Linked DNA regions of Mus musculus: region 2 is linked to region 1. A link is a loop called in an ENCODE intact Hi-C map of the cell type or tissue named here. Cell type or tissue: left cerebral cortex. All regions are shown on one strand. Each heading gives the region's core, and the rest is flanking DNA. Links, peaks and the distances in the headings are about the cores only.

Evidence for each region. Hi-C counts contacts between places; a loop is a spot of excess contacts. Peaks named below come from ENCODE experiments on the same cell type or tissue, not always from the same donor. Only the 100,000 strongest peaks of a DNase experiment are listed, where the experiment ranks them.
Region 2: it touches region 1 in a loop (2.1-fold over the local background); 1 of 42 quality-filtered maps calls a loop at or near these places.

What each region holds. Positions count from the first base shown.
Region 1 is chr8:125,993,863-125,999,240 of GRCm38, forward strand. Kcnk1 (potassium channel, subfamily K, member 1) reads left to right here and starts at 1,240. Exons shown (of 3, transcript NM_008430.2): 1 at 1,240-1,952. The coding sequence starts at 1,598. In left cerebral cortex, for the core only: a CTCF peak has its summit at 2,049; DNase peaks (open chromatin) are centred at 1,548, 2,014, 2,629, 3,445 and 1 more place; H3K4me3 peaks cover 4,246 bases; H3K27ac peaks cover 4,120 bases.
Region 2 is chr8:126,072,624-126,078,001 of GRCm38, forward strand. It overlaps Gm46072 (a long non-coding RNA gene), which reads left to right and starts at 297. Exons shown (of 3, transcript XR_001778764.1): 1 at 297-401. In left cerebral cortex, for the core only: CTCF peaks have their summits at 2,978 (motif pointing right) and 3,186; DNase peaks (open chromatin) are centred at 763 and 2,983; H3K27ac peaks cover 755 bases.

The DNA of each region.
Region 1 (5,378 bases), core at 128-5,127:
ATTCCAGACAGCTGTGCTTACGTCTGCATAGTCTTCAAATTCATCTTTAAAGATCAGATGTCATCTTGGCTGGGGAACGGTTCAGCAGTCCAGGTGCTAACCACGGTCCCGGCAACCGGAGTCCATTCCCGGAGTTCATTGGAGACATTGATAATAATGATAATGCTATGATGATGATGATGATGCTTCAACATTTTTTTTTTTAATTCGAGTCCTGAGTGTCTGACCACAAGTCTGGGTACCCAAGTACTTTACCACTACGTCATCTTTCCTGCTCCCATTCCCCTAGTTAGGAGCCTTTAGAATGTCCCTGACTCTTGACTCCATGTGCATGTAATGACAAAAATACACCTCTGTGTGTGGAGTGGTGGTTTGAATGAAAATGGCCCCCACAGGCTCATAGGGAGTGGCGCTATTAGGAGGTGTAGCCTTGTTGGAGGAAGTGTGTCGCAGGGGATTGAGCTTTGAGGTTTTAAATGCTCACGCTGACCCAGTTTTATTCTTTCTCTCTCTCTCTCTCTCTCTCTCTCTCTCTCTCCTGTTTGCCAATCCAGATGTAGAACACTCCGCTCTTTCTCCAGTATCATGTCTGCCTGTGTGCCACCATGTTCCCAGTCATGATAATTATAGACTAAACCTCTAAAACCGTAAACCAGACCCAGGTAAATATTTTCCTTTATGAGAACGGCTGTGGTCATGGCGTCTCTTCACAGCAATAAAAACCTAAGACAATAGGTATGATGTATGGCACGATATATAAGACAGGATACAGCTATGCTGAGTCTTATGTATGTGACTGTCATCCTTCTCTAGGAAGTGTCACAGAGTCAGGTCCTCCACCCCCACCCCTAGAAGCACACAGCTAGACTCTAGAAGCACACGGCTGCACATGTCTATGCAGAAATGTAGAACCCAACCTCATCCACCATCAGTTCCTCCGTGCCCTAGCGCACATTTCCATTTCTGTCTCCTGACCACGAAGTCCTTAAAGTTTGGGGTATTGTTTAGGCTAAAATCCAGAAGCTGTGTTTTCCTGTTCCAGGTGGAGGATGGGGTCAGGAGAGGATTCAAGTAGCTTTTTAGAAAGAGGTTCATTGTATTTTCAATAGTCTGGGCAGCAAATGGCTTAGCTGTCCAGTCAACAAGACAGAGGAAGACAGGATCTATCTGTACCCTTGGTATTTGGCTATAGTAGCTTTAATCAGGAGGAATGCCTGGGGGGACAAAAGTAGCTAGGACGGGGGTTACGGTGGCGCGCGCGCGCGCGCGCACACTCTCTCTCTCTCTCTCTCTCTCTCTCTCTCTCTCAGCTCAGGCCTGCTGACTGCACTGGGGAAGGGAAGAGGGAGCCAGGCAGCCTCCGGGTGGCCTGGCCAGGGTCTGGCGCCACCAAACCTGCACTTTCCGGTTTCGGAAGCCAGGTAGGGGGCGCGGGCAGCCAGCAGCTCCCGCCAAGTGGGTGAGAGCGCTCCGCCCGACCAACTCCCGCTACCTGAGCCGGCCACCACGTCACCGCCACATCATCTGGCCTCTTGTATTTGCACGAAACCAGGAAAGGGAGCGGCGGCGGGAGGCGCGGAGCGCGGGCGCCGGGAAGATGCTGCAGTCCCTGGCCGGCAGCTCGTGCGTGCGCCTGGTGGAGCGGCACCGTTCGGCCTGGTGCTTCGGCTTCCTGGTGCTGGGCTACCTGCTCTACCTGGTGTTCGGCGCCGTGGTCTTCTCGTCCGTGGAGCTGCCTTATGAGGACCTGCTGCGCCAGGAGCTGCGCAAGCTGAAGCGGCGCTTCCTGGAGGAGCACGAGTGCCTGTCGGAGCCGCAGCTGGAGCAGTTCCTGGGCCGCGTGCTGGAGGCCAGCAATTATGGAGTGTCGGTGCTCAGCAACGCCTCGGGAAATTGGAATTGGGACTTCACCTCGGCGCTCTTCTTCGCCAGCACCGTGCTCTCCACCACAGGTAGGGCCGCTGCTGCCACCTTACCCCAAACCCCGGCGTCCCCAGGCCTCCGCTGGGCGCATCCTGCGGTGGCTCGCAGTGGCGGCAGCCAGTGAGGTGACCCCGGAGCACGATATGGGTACTGCAGCTGTTACTCTTTGGGAATGGTCTCAAACACTCTGGACCTTGAGGCTGCAGGGGTCTCATTCACTTCTCCGTCCTTGTGAGGAGCAGGTAGGAGCTGATGGGAGGGTAGGTCCCCGACATTTCTGTCCTGGCAACTGAGCAGCAAGACCAGGAGATGAGGAGAGTATCCTGTGCTTAAGAGCGTTCGCCTCCTTCTGGCCCCATCCCAGAGACCCCAGGCCGAGAAACCTAGCAATGACCCTTGGATGGGTCACCTTCATGACTGTGACTCCCTTCCCTACTGTAGACCTATTACAGCTTCTTTGGATCTGTTTTGGGGACAGTGGTGACATCACTCTGCTCTCTGCAGGTGACCTCTAAGCAGGCAGGCCTATGGGGGTTTCAGAGTAGGAGGAAGGGTGGGAGAAGGGAAGGGAGTCACTTGACCTGGGCCCCACATGGTGGGGCTTCCTGAATCAGCGGTTACTTCAACTTTAGGTGCGTTGAGCTTCTCTTCTACTTTGAGGCTTCAACGTCTTCAAGAGGCTTAGAAATCCAGCTGAACATACATGCCCAGGGGCATAGCAGTTAGACTAGATGGAGAGAGGCCAGGTTTCGTCAGTGGTGGCTAGCCATGCGTGCAGGCTAGGAAGGACATAAACGGTGCACGGACAGCCAGAGGGACTCTCAAAGGGCCTCAGTACCGTGCCTTCTTCTTATGCATGAGATCCAATTTTTGAAATGGCCCCTTTTGGCAGGCACAAGGTCACACAGTGCCCAGGGACACTCTGGAATCCGAGCCTTGTGAGTTCTTGCCAGGAACAGTGTGTTATGCCCCTGCCCCACCTTTGCAAGTGACTCAACTGCACCTGGGTTACTCCAGCCGTTCCTTCTCCCTCCTCTCTGCCTCTCAGGCTGACCCTTCTCAACTTCCTTTGGGCTGCGGCCGGGTAAATTATTTTATTAATTACCCACTATTGTAAACACCCAACCTCCAGCCAGATCAGGTAAATTTATTGTTTGGAAATCTGGGGTGAGTTCCTGAACTTGTAATCGACACAGAAAGAGTTCTAGGCTGTGTTGCGGTATTTTTTAAAAAAAAAAAAACTGTGTTAAATGGATGCCGAAACAAGACAAACCTGTTGGCTCACTTTCCAAAGAAAAGTCTCCTCCCCCCCCTGCTGCTCACAGTCCCGGCTTTATCTCAACATCACCCAGGCCAGTCAGGTCTTTTTGGATCCTATTTGTGTCAGAGTGTAAATCCCTCCTCCACCATAGACATGAATGTTTACATAAAGTTCACAACTGGCTCACAACGTTGGCTGAGCAGTTTGAGAATGAAGACTGCCCTTACCCTGCGGGCCTGGCAGACAGGGCAGGGATAGGAAGAGCCAGGAGAGAAAGCATGCTTTTCCTAGGTGGCGTTTGTGGGCAGTGCTGAAGTTCTTGTATAATCCTGGTATCCTATGCATCAAAAGCTAGTTCAGATCCCATTTCTTCTGGGGAATCTTTGTTTAATGTGAGCTCAGCCCCTAATGTTAGGAATCACCACAACTCCTGAAATATCCTCGAGAGGGGAGTGGGGTGTCTGATGTATGAGGGGAGGAGTGGGGTGTCGTGTTGGTATTCCTATTGCATTGTCCTTCTGAGGAAGAAAGTCTGTACTGTGGTATTGGAACAAGGGTTTATTTAAGAAAGGAGAGCAAGGGGCACTTAGGGATAAGCCAGACAAAGGAGGAGACTCTCCGTGTATAAAACCAGCTGATCGGTGAGACGGTGGGTGTAGTGAACAGAGTGCTGTGAGTCAAAGCCCCTCCTCTCTCAGTTTTGAGCTGATGCCATCATCGGACACATTTGATAGCACCTCTGGTTTCCAAAATGGTTTTGTGGCAGAGATGCAGATGGTGCTAAGATTGGAGCTGGTGGGTTTCACCACTTAAGAAACTGTTCACTGCAAGAGAAGACCTCAGATGGCCTGCATCCCTCCTCCCCTCACAGTAAACTTTCCGTCAGTTGACTGTGACTGTCAGCTAGTTTGGCCCTTTCCTGTTTGGCTGGAACAGTAGGGCAGGCTTCACAAGGGTACATTTCTGCTGGCCTTGGGTACTGGGGAAGCTGAGGCAGGTGGATTGCTGTGATTTTGAGGTAGTAAGACCTTGTTTCCCACTCCCTACTAAACTCAAACCACAGCAAACCCCATAAAGACACCCTTGCTGGCTGCCATTTTAGCATAGGCTAACAAGGGCTTTTGTCAGTGTCTGCTGGCCCCCATGCCACCAGCTTCCATCGATGGAAGGAAATGGGTGGAATGTCCCCAGCCCTTTTAGAAGAGGCCTAAGGATAACAAAATTCTTCACTGGTCTACAGCCATGCTCTGGATGTATCTATTCTCTGAAGCTAAGCAGGGTGAAACTTAGTTAGTACTTAGATGGGAGGATCTGTTTTTAATCTTCCTGGGTAGAGGAGACAAGATGGTTGCCTCTCCCCACTGCAAGTTTCTTGGCTGAGACACCACACAAGGAGAGGCATCTCCACGTATTTGCTGTTCACAGAAGTGGCACAGCAGCCTCCGGCAATACGCATGGACATTTCTACCTTCTGTGTATAAAGTGGGCTCTCTTGCCTACTTTCAGTGAGGGTCCCTTAGAGGAGGTCTATTCTGAGACAAGAGGGAGGAGAACAGAGCCACAGCCTTCCCACATCTGCCCTTCCCACGAATGTGGAGGAGCAGCCCTGAATGTCATCGACCTTGATTCGAGTGAAACTTAAGGACAGCATCTCAAAATCATGTTAGAACTGAGGAAAGGGTTCCCGAGCCAGGCTTTTCCGAGGGAATGGGGCATGTAAGGGAAAGAGGAGAGCATGGCACCTGTGCACCTTCTACACAAGGAAATCACAGCTGGCTTCTTGGGGAACGAGAGATCATCATGCTAGTATCATCAATAGCTGGGTAAAACTTTGAGCCCTGTTATTCATTCTTAGCTCCCTCTTTCCCTTCCTCCCTCTCTCAATTCACTCCCTCTCTCCCTCTCCCTCTCTCTTTCCTCTCCCCCTTCCTCCCTCCCTCTCTCACCCTCTCTCTCCTCCTCTCCCTTCCTCCCTTTCCTCTCCCTCCCTCTCTTCCCTTCTCTCTTCCTTCCCTCCCTCTCTCCCTCCCCTCCCTCCCTCCCTCTCTTCCCTTCTCTCTCCCTTCTCTCCCTCTCTCCTTTCCTCTTTCTCTCCCTCCCTCCCTTCCTCCCTCTCTCCCTCCTTCTAATGTTATGCTTTGTTCACTGCTGGGTCTCAAACTCCAGGCCCCACACTATGGTACGTGTTAGGAAA
Region 2 (5,378 bases), core at 302-5,301, 79 kb after region 1:
GATGTAGTCCCAGCATTCAGAGACTGAACTTAATTAACACTCTGCTATTCTGAATTTATATGATATGGATTTAGATGCTTTTAAAAATAACTCTCATTTTATACTGCAATGGATTTTCTATTAATATGTAAGTCAGTAGTGATATTAACCAATGCATGTGACCTACCGACCTTCTGCAAATTTATTTTGTTGCAATAAAATACTAAGGCAAATGTGCTTCTGTGTGTGGATGCTCGTTAACGCACCCAGTGCCCTTGGCATGCTAGCTGTGCCTCAGCTATTCATCTGCATTTCATAAGGCTAACTGAACTCTCAGGGAACTCATTCATTGCTTAACTTCCAAACCACACGCTCTGGCCAAAGAAAAGGAATCCTGACTTAGAAGAACCGATTATTATAAGGTAAAGCCTTGATAATTCTGATGTTATAAATCTCTCATGAAATTTATCTCTTTAGCTGTGCAGCACCGACTCCTTCGGGAATTGTAGAAGAGCCGGAACAAATGAGTTTTGCCGTAAAGAAGAAAGGCTAGAAAGAATCAAGTGATGTTCAGATTTAGACGTTGGGTCATTTGGGCCTCGGTCATTTGGGCTTAAGTGACAGTGTTGTCACCAGCTAGCTTTCCAAGAGGTGTCTAAGCTGCAGAGGGGCAGGCTTGCTCTCTTTGGCGCTGAGGAGCATCGATCAGAGGAATTCTCACAGCTGCTCTTTGTTCTGGGGACCCCAGAGCTGGGAACAAAGTTTCATGTATCCACTTCCAGGCTGAGACAATGCCCCTATTCACAGCACTGAAAGCAGCATCCAGGCAGAAATCCAGCAGCAGCAAGCACAGCCGGACTGGGCAGTTAGAAGAGGTTGAAAAAAAAAGGCAGACAGCCAACCCCCAACAATTTTAGAGGTCACCTGAGCCTCCATTAAGGATGAGACACTTGTGCCAAAAGTGAGGTAGATTTGCCTCAAGGTAGATTTACCCAGGACGGGAAGTCATCTCCCAGCTTATTGCCACCTAAGAGGAGCCTGTGGCCATTCCTGCTGGAGTTGTCCAGAGGATTAGCAGGACATGGCTTCCTGGCCATTGGGTCAGAACCGAAGCATCAGGGACCTCAAATCCAACTTTAATAAGCACCATGGATGTCCGCTGGTTACACTATTCCTTCTCTCAAAAGAGTGGGAAGGGTCTGAGCCCAGGTCCCACAGTCTCCACTCCAGGACTCCAAGCTGTAAGAAATAGGTTGTAGGGGTCCATTTCGGTATGAGGTGTACTTTCTAAAGCTTATCAAAGAGTCCAGATAAGGAGGAGTCCTTAGGCCCTCCCTTCCCTAGCTGGTGTCTGGTGTTTGCTTGTCTCATAACTTTGAGAGTTGGAAGCCTCAGGCAATTAAACAACCGAGCCATGTCAGAAGATGGAATGGTCTTAAGCCCCAGAAGGTTCATGAATAGGACAAGACTTTGTATCCTGAACAAATAGCATGTAGAAGTGTGTGTGTGTGTACATGCATGTGCATGTGTGTGATATATTGGGTTATGCTAGAGGAGTCTAAAGAGTGTACTTCTCAGGTGAACCAGCCTGTTCACCTGAGGAAATGAAGCAGAGGTTTCTTGCAACACAAAGCTTTAAAAACTGTTGCAGAAAAGACAAGCCAGCCATTTCACATTTGTTCTGTGTTGGCATACCTTTCTACAGGCTGGCATAGGGAAAATGAATCACTTTTGCTAGTCTCCTTGATTTACAGTAGATTGAGGTCTCCTGGGTCCTCTCCCACACACCGTGTTCTTCAGAGTCCCTATCTGTCAATCTCAGTGCTTGCTCCCCAGTGACCTCAGTAGGCACCCCTCCCTGAGGAACAGCTCTGTCATATTTTGTAACTGGGTTTACCTTCCCAGGTGGTTGAGCATAGCATCCATCCTCCAGAAAGAAAAGAATTCTTGGTTCTTACCAAGACTTTTCTACTTGTACATAAAATCAATTTTATTTCATTTCCTACTTTAAAAACAAAACACACACACACACACACACACACACACACACACACACACACACCCACACACACACACACACACCAAAATGTATCAGTTCCATCATCAAGTACATAGAAGTTAAAGAAACTCGTATACCAAGTTGCTCACACCATCAAATCCCAAGAGAACGACTTTGAGAAACGTAATAACTCTTTTTCAGCCCTCCCCAATGGAACTACCTCTTTTGAACATTTTGTAATTTTTTAAAAAAATTATGAGTGATAAAAATTGTCACAGTTCCCAACTCTGTACTAGAAACATCAGATCCTATCCTATTGATAAAGCAAGTCATGCTATCACAGTTACATATTCTACCCTGATCCCCAGCAAGAACATCAGGCTGGGGACAAGCAAGAGAGACAGGAAGCAGAACTGATGTAGCCTAAGAGGACAGGATGTGCAGGGAACATATCAGAGCTGCCAAGGACACGGGTTGGAGATATTAATTACAAATCAGTGACAGGAAGGAGAATTGAGTGGGTTCAGATTCTTACAGGAGATACACCGGAGTAGCATTTTAAACACTGGGGACCATTTCACAAGGAAGAGACGGAAGGATGACGGGTCAAAATGCAGGGATGGATGGGCGTGGCTGAAGAAGGGGGAGGTAGTCGGTTAGGATGAGTTGGGTGTGGTAAGAAGCAAAACTGACAAAGGACAGGTTAGGGAGGATCACTTGGAGACTTGGAGATGGCCAACGGTCCCAGAGACAGCCCTGAGCATGTGGCAGCGTGGGGGAACAAAACCGCATAGTGATCACATTTTAAAACAGCATTTACCGAAGAGATGCTCCAAAGAAAATCCATCATTTGCCTTCGATGGCTGTTGCTGTCCTGTGACAAAGTGAGACCACATGCTGGTGCCCGGCATCCACTCACCAATGTGATCGACAGAGAGCACCACGGAGGCAGAGTAGTTTGCAGATGACAAGGTGAAGAGTGCACGCACGCAGTAATAACACAGGCCAGCAGGTGGCGCCCGCAGGAGAGAAGGTCTCTCTCGAGCTGTGGGACACAATGAAAGTACTGCTGAGAAAAGAGTTCATAGCATTAAATGTCTTCATATATATATATGTATATATGTATATATGTACATATATATATATGTATATATATACATACATATATATATATATATATATATATATATATATATATGAAAGTTCTCATGCCATCAGTTTAATAGTACACCTGAAATCTCTAGAAAAAAAGAAGCAAATATACCAAAGAGAAATAGAAGGCAGGAAATAAAATCAGGGCTGAAATCAATCAATTAGAAACAAAGAAAACAATACAAAGAGTCAAAGAAACCAAGAGCTGTTTCTTTTTTAGTAAAGAAAATAAACAAGATAGACAAATCCTTACCAAACTAAGTAAAAAGCAGAGTTTCTTTTTTTTCTATTAAATATTTTCTTTATTTACATTTCAAATGCTATCCCAAAAGTTCCTTATAACCACCCCCACCCCTGCCCCACCCAAGGCAGAGTTTCTAAATTAACAAAATAAGAAATAAAGGGGGGGGGCATGACAACAGACACTGAGGAAATTCAAAGAATCAGTAGGTTTTACTTCCAAAGCCGTTCTCCACAAAATTGGAAAGTTCTTAATGAAAATTAAACCAAGATCAGGTAAATTATTTAAACAGCCCTATAACCGCTAAGGAAGTAGAAGCAGTCATTAAAAGTCTCCCAACCAAAAAAGATCCAGAACCAGATGGTTTTAGTGCAGAATTTTACCAGACCTTCCAGGATTAGCTAATACCAACACTCCTCAAAGTATTCCACAAAATAGAAACAGAAAGGACACTGCAAAACTCACTCTATGAAGCCACAGTCACCCTGATACCTAAACCACACAAAAACTCAACACAGAAAGAGGATTTCAGACCGATTTCTCTTATGAACACTGATGCAAAAATACTCAATAAAATACTGGAAACCAAACCCAGAAGCATACCAAAGACATCCAAAGGCTGTCCACTCTCATTGTATCTATTCAATATAGTGCTTGAAGTTCTAGCTAAAACAATAAGACAACTAAAAGACATAAAGGGGATACAAATTGGAAAGGAAGAAGTCAAAGTATCGGTATTTGTGGATGATATCAAAGTATATATAAATAACCCTAAAAATTCTACCAGAGAACTCCTACACCTGATAAATACTTCTGCAAAATGGCTGGATTAACTTAAAAAAAAAATCAGTAGCCTTCCTGTAGCCCTCCCTTATACAAATGATAAGTGGTCCGGGAAAGAAATTAGGGGGACAACACCATTTACAATAGTCCTGAATAATATAAAACATCTTGCTGTAACTCTGACAAGTGAGTGAAAGACGTACATGACAAGAACTTCAGGTTGCTGAAGAAAGAAATTGAAGAAGATATGAGAAGATGGAAAGATCTCTCATGCTCATAGATCAGTAGGATTAACATATTGAGAATGGCCTAATACCTAAAGTTTATAAAGAACTCAAGAAGTTAGACACCCAAAAATCCAAATAACCCAACTGAAAAAAGAGGTATAGAGCTAAACAGAACTCTCAACAGAGGAATCTTGAGTGGCCAAGCGACATGTAAAGACACGTCCAAGGTCCTTGGCCATCAGGGAGATGCAAATCAAAACAATTCTGAGATTCATTTTACACCCATCAGAACGGTGCAAATCAAAAACTCAAGGGACAGTACATGCTGGTGAAGATGTGGAACAACAGGAGCACTCTTCCATTGCTGGTGGGAGTGCAAACTTGTACAACCGCTTTGGATATCAATGTGGTAGTTTCTTTTACAGACAAGTAGATGGAGCTTGAGAATATCATCCTGAGTGAGGTAACCCAGACCCCAAAAGACGTGCATGGTATGTCTTGTAAGTGGATATTAGCCATAAAGTACAGGATACATACTCTATACTCCACAGATCCAAATAAGCTAACCAAGAAAGAAGGCCCAAGCAAAGATGGTTGAATCTCACTTAGAAGTGGGGAATAAAATAGTCATGGCATATGCAGGGACAGAACTGGGTGGGAGAGGGGATAGAGAGCAGAATGGGGTTCAGGATCAGGTGTGGGGAGAGACAGAAGAGATGGTCAGATGGCCACGAGAATGAACGGAAATCTGCAGCTGGTGGGGATGGGGAAGGAGGATGTGTGCATCTTGAGGACATGCCAGAGACCCAGGATAGAGGAGGCTCCCAAGAATCAATGGGGGATGACCTTAGCTGAGACCCACGGCAGGGGGATATGGAACCTGAAGAGGGCACTCCTGTAGCCAGGCAGGAATTCCCTGGAGTGATAGGGATACCAACCCACCCACAAAACTTGTGACCCCAAATTTATCCTGTAGATGTGTGACTCCACACAGGAT